Regions from separate parts of the Homo sapiens genome. Here region 1 is linked to region 2. A link is an interaction called in ENCODE POLR2A ChIA-PET data of the cell type or tissue named here. Cell type or tissue: PC-3. All regions are shown on one strand. Each heading gives the region's core, and the rest is flanking DNA. Links, peaks and the distances in the headings are about the cores only.

The links. Peaks named below come from ENCODE experiments on the same cell type or tissue, not always from the same donor. Only the 100,000 strongest peaks of a DNase experiment are listed, where the experiment ranks them.
Region 1: POLR2A ChIA-PET joins it to region 2 with 10 read pairs; 3 of 35 experiments call an interaction of 5 or more read pairs at or near these places.

What each region holds. Positions count from the first base shown.
Region 1 is chr3:130,110,086-130,112,889 of GRCh38, forward strand. LINC02021 (long intergenic non-protein coding RNA 2021) reads left to right here and starts at 1,622. Exons shown (of 3, transcript NR_146653.1): 1 at 1,622-1,727; 2 at 2,537-2,659. It also overlaps the pseudogene FAM86HP. RefSeq lists enhancers at 693-882, 983-1,032 and silencers at 2,033-2,082, 2,153-2,322. In PC-3, for the core only: no CTCF peak of the experiment used is centred there; DNase peaks (open chromatin) are centred at 728, 1,566 and 1,976; H3K4me3 peaks cover 1,887 bases; H3K27ac peaks cover 898 bases.
Region 2 is chr3:130,231,776-130,234,579 of GRCh38, forward strand. It overlaps the pseudogene COL6A4P2. Among named protein-coding and RNA genes, the nearest start is that of COL6A5, 110 kb to the right of the region's middle. In PC-3, for the core only: no CTCF peak of the experiment used is centred there; no DNase peak of the experiment used is centred there; H3K27me3 peaks cover 898 bases.

The sequences.
Region 1 (2,804 bases), core at 128-2,627, 120 kb before region 2:
TCTCTAGCTCTCCCATGCAAGCAGAGCCTCATCTATCATGGGTACTGCTGATCCATGGTGCTTGGCTCACGGAAGGCATTTATTAAACATTTTGAGACTGAATAAAAACACTAGCTAACACCGACATGCATTTGCCATGAGCCAGGCACTGATCCACAGGCTTTTGTACTCAACGCTGACAACAACCCTAAGAGGTAGGTATCATTATATCAACCATTTTATTAATAAGAAAACAACAGCACAGAGAGATGCAGTCACTTGCCCAAGGTCACACAGGGCCAGGGGTTGGGCCAGGATTTGAAGCAGGCAGGCTGTCTCCTGGGTCTGAACTCTCAACTACTACACCCTAATCAAACAATCCCTCTGGTCAAATGTGAGTGATAATAATAGTACCCACCTCGTGGGTGTTGATGGTGAGCCCAAGTTAGCATTCAGCGTGGGCATGTGAACAATTATAGTCAATACTGAATGGAGACCTATGATGCTTTTATGAAGGTTTCTATTTTGGGTTAAAAATGCACAAATTTCTCCTGACCAGAAATGATCTCTGAGTGCTAAATATTTCATGTCAATGGAATAACGCAAATGATTAAGCAACACCCCATAAAATGGGGCAGACCCAGGGAGGAATATATATCCAAACTGACTCATCCCAGTGAGCTCACCGCACATGAATTACAAATGGAGCAGGGTGCATTAAGCCCCTCTGCTGGCAGAAGGGAGGCTGCTGCCTGCCATGCGCCTGTGCTGAGAATGGCAGGTCCCCAGGGAGAGGAGAGGCCACCCCCTTCTCTGTCTCTTCCATCACAGGAGTGAAAGCCTCAGCGCATGAGCTGATTCTGTGCAGTGCTCGACATACAGATGAGAACACTGAGGCCCGAGGGACAGCCTTTGACCTGGTCACCGTGCTCAGGAGGAGGTGGTTACCCGCGGGCCTGAGGGTGCTGACTTTTTAGAATGGGCGAGGGCAGCTGTGTCCCAGTGACCAGAACGATTACTGCCTTTAAAAAGTCATGAAAATGATCGTGAACTGTACCCCACACCGAGCGCGCGTCTGCCCCCCAAGACTGTGGAGACGCCCCCAGCTTCCGCCGCCAGCTCGCGGGGCAGGAGGGGTGAGAGCGACTCTGGCCAGGCCCCAGGGACGGGGACCGGGTCTCGTGGCCCTGACCGGGGAGAGCCCAGGAACTCACGTGGCAGGAGCGCCGGGGGTTTCAGCAGGGAGACCCATCCCGTCTGCCCCTGGACTTCCGCAAGCCCCGCAGGCCTCTCCGCTCGCCCCGCCGCCCACCTGCCAGGGGAAGGAGCGCAGTGTGCGCGCCGCTAGGAAGCGGCGCTCGAAACTCTGCAGCAAGAGTTTGGTACCCGCGTTCTCCTCAGGCGCCATGACGTGGGCGGGGCCGCAGCGTTGCCAGGAGACCGGGCGGAAGCCGGGCCTGGACTGAAAAGGGGGCGGGCCCAGGGTAGTGCGCGGAGGCAGAGAGGTGGCGGGGCCTAGGGGTAGGGTCAGGAGGAGCGTCCTGGGGGCGGGCGCTAGGGCGGGGCCAAGATGAGCTTAGGAGGGTGGGGCCTGGGGTGGGGCCAGGATGAGCGTCATGAGAGCGAGGCCTGGGGTAGGGCCAGAATTAACGTCGTTGGGGCAGGTCCTGGGTAGATTCCAGGTTGGCGGGTCCTGGGGCGGGGCCAGGATAGGGCGATCCTGGAAGCTGGGCTTCGGAAGCGTCCAGGTTGGTGGCGTCCTGGAGGCGGTGCCTTGCGTGAGGGCAGGATAAGAGTCCTGGAGGCGGGCATTAGGGCGGGGATAAACGCCATTGGGTTCAGGAGGCGGGACTCGGAGCAGAGCCCAGGAGACAGGTCCTAGGGCGGGGCTAAGGCCAGACCCAGAGAAGGGCTCAGGAGGCGGGGCCGGGGCGGGGCGTTGACTATGTCTTAGCACATGGCCAGGCGGTGCGCGGACTCTGGGAGGCGGAGCTTAGGACGGGCCCACGTGGGGAGGGGCCCAGGGTCCGGGAGGCGGGGCGGAGTCCAGGCTGCGGGCTGCGCTCAGGAGGCGGGCCCTGGGAGGCGGAGCTTAGGGAGGGGCCGGTGTCGGGAGGGACCCAGGGACTGGGAGGCCGGTCGGGGCTGGGCTCAGGGGCCCAGACCTAGCTGGGCTTGGGGCGGGGCCGAGACGGAGCGAGGGGTCCAGGGTGTGGGAAACGGGGAGGGGTTTGAGGAGGGGATCGGAATGTGGCTCAAGTTCGGGAGGCGTTACCTGCGGAGGGTTTGAGGCAGGTCCAGGAGCGAGCCCACGGTCTGCCGACGCGGGGCCAGGGGCGGGCCCCAGGATCCGGAGCTTCGGGCGGGGCCGAGTCCGGGTTTGGGGCCCGGGAGGCGGGGCCAGTTAGAGCGAGGGTCCCTGGGATCGTCAGGTCAGGCCTTGGGCTAACGTAGGCACTCGCAGTTCCTCCGCCTTCAGGAAGGTCTTTTTAGCAGGGGCCTTACGGGTGCGCGCTTCGGTCCTGGAGGCCTTATCCTAGCCTCCTCTCTCCATCAGCGCCACCCGTCTGGGGCCCAAAAGGAGGGAGCTTTACCTCTGTCCCCCAGCCTTTGGAGTGTCACCAAACAAGCCATTCGTTCACCAAATACTTATTAAGTGCCTGACAACGGAGATGTAACGGTGAGAAAAACTCGGTGTTGTCCAGGCCCTCCAGGGGCTCAGGGGCTCGTGGAAGAAGTGGACATTGAAGTATTTATCACACAAATGAGTGTAAAAGTACAATAGCATATCTGCCACGAAGGTGAGCAGACAGAGCTAGCGGGGC
Region 2 (2,804 bases), core at 124-2,623:
AGGAGAAAAATAAAGAGGGAATGGAGAAGTTAGGTAAATTGGCAAAGGTCACACAGCTAGTGAGTGATAAAGCTGGGATTCAAACTCAGGCAGTATAGTTACAAAATCAGTGCTCTTGATTACTGCCTCTGAAGCTGTGTATTCAAATATTATTTAATTTGCTGAAATTGTATTTATATCTTGGCATAGTGGTGTGCACCTTTCATCCCAGCTACTTGGGAGGCTGAGGCAGGAGGGTCACTTTGAGCCCAGGAGTTCAAGGACGCAGTGAGCTATGATGGTGCCATGGCACTCCAGCCTGGGCAACAGAGTGAGACCCCATCATTCAATTTGGTAGGAAAAAATCAGTAAAGTGTTTACAGAGTATGTATTATGCACAGGGAACTGCTAATAGACCTCGGACATTCATACCATTAAGGCAAGGGTCCTGCCCTCAAGAAGTTCATCCAGTGGGGTTTTGTTAGGTTATCAAATGATAACTGGAAATTTAAACTTTCAACCTGTTCTTTTGGCATCGTCTAAGCATAACCCAAATCTGTCATTCTATAGCCCTTCTGGAGCACATTATATGTATTTATTTTAAAAAACAAATTGTTTTTAAGTATACTCAAATTGAAGAACTTCGGAACAACAAATTTTACTAATATATCAAATCATTCTCCATAATTAAAAATCCTATGAGTGTCAGATGATAATTTCAGAAGGTATCTGCTGCTCTTAGACTTGCTAAGGGAACTAAGGAAAAAAAAATGGTAGTTAACGTGTAATTAGAGATTATACTTATTTTATGATGGAAAATAGCATCTGAACTGAAGGGAAAGCAACTAAAAGATGTATATTTTTCCCTTTTCTTTTTGATGACTGGCTCAGGACCCTCTACCACTGTTGTGTCGCTGCTTTCCTGTCTATACCCACTTCATTACACAGCTGATTGGAAGTGAAGCAAGTCATGCTGGGAACCATGAGCAAGATAATCAATAAAACCTCTCCTTAATTCTCACCTTCCCGCTGGGATGTGAGTGTGATGGTCTATTTAAATAGATGATTATCAATACCTCACTTAGGAGAGTAGAAGCCATAGTCAATCAATACTTCTAATAGGAAAGTGTTTCTCAGAAAAGCTGGGAAAATATTAAAGTGTCAAAAATCAGCAAAGTAAAATAGATTGGAGAGAAAATGAGCAAATCCCAGCAGTGTAGTCAGTGAGATTAAGCTACTTAAATGCACCCTTGGCTCTTGATCAAATCGAAAACACAATCTCTTGTCCTTAACCCTTGTGTGTATAAGGAAAAGGTTCATTCTTCAATGGAGATCAATAGCCTCGCTGCCCTCTCATCACCCTTTTAGAATTTAAAATTGGTTGAGTGAATTCAAAAATAAAAGCAATGTTCTCAAACTGTAGTACTCATCAGATTCACCCGGAGAGATTGCTAAAAATAGAGACGCTGAGGACTCGCATCCTCTGCTTCAGATGGCATGAGTTTGAAGTGAGTGTTCTGGGGTGCTTCAGAGTGCAGATGCTCCCTGATTAAAGTTTGATAAATGAGATAGTGATGGGTCAGGGCACCTTAATTTGTGCTTCCATTGGCATCCAAGGTGATTTTGTGGTTACATGGAATATAAATGACTCTTTAAAAATTGGTTGCATTTTAATTTCATCTTTGGATCAGGGACCAAGAGGAAGGCAAGGACCACCAGGAACTTCTGGACAAAAAGGCTTAGTGGGTGCTCAGGTAGGTTTGTAAAACAGCTACAATGCAGCTACTCATTAACACTGGCTGATTCATACCCCTGAGTGTTCCTGGATAAATAACATAAAGTCACACTGTTTGTTCTGGGATATGGGGATATCAGGAATTTCTAGAAAAGCTAATTTGATGCAGTAGATATTGATCATCTGCTATGTATCTTCTTCTACCCTAGGTAAGTTTTGGGAATATAGTGACCAATGAGATATGGGTTTAAACCTCGAGGGTATGTAATATAAGTTCATATTTAGCTATAGTAAAAGATGACATAATGGTACCATATAAAATTATAAATAACTAATCTGCTCCTTACAAATATGTAAGGAAGCATTACTATACCAATTTTATAGATAAGGAAACTGAGGCTAAGGGGAATTAAATGACTTGTCATCCGGATAGTAAGTGTCTGAACTGACTTCCAACTTGGTTCTTTCTAGTGCCTGCTTTACTCCCCACCTAATATCTTGATGGTTCATAGGATGCTTGGATAGATTGAGACGGATGATTAGATTGGCTTCCTGAGGAAATGAGCATTTGAGATGGCTTAGAAACATAAGCAGCATGATTAGAGTCAGGAATGAGTCTCCATCAGGAAACTGAAAATAGCAGCTCAAAGATGGCCAAAGCAATAGTTCTGCTATTTTTCTGCCTTGATCAGGAAAGAAAATCTAGCCTTATAACTGATTATATTATTGTCAATCTCAGTTGAAAATATCTTCAGTTTGGAGCAGGTGAAAGTCTAGGCTTTTGTTTTCCTGATCTCTTAATCAAATAATGTTTCCCTCTGTAGCATAGAAATGATTCCTTCAATTCTCAGTATGTGGTAGATGTGGCCTCCTGCTCCCCTATCCTAACCCCCCCAGCCCATAGTGTGTGTATATTATGCATTTTGAATGTTGGAGGATAGAATTAATTAATTGTATTAAATACTAAAGGTTAAACTCCCATCTCTAAGGTGATTCATGAGCATATTACCAGTTACAGAGTATTTCAATAATAACAACAGAGACAGACAGTTAACTTTGTGGCCCTGGTGGTGATTTTGGCCACGGTCTT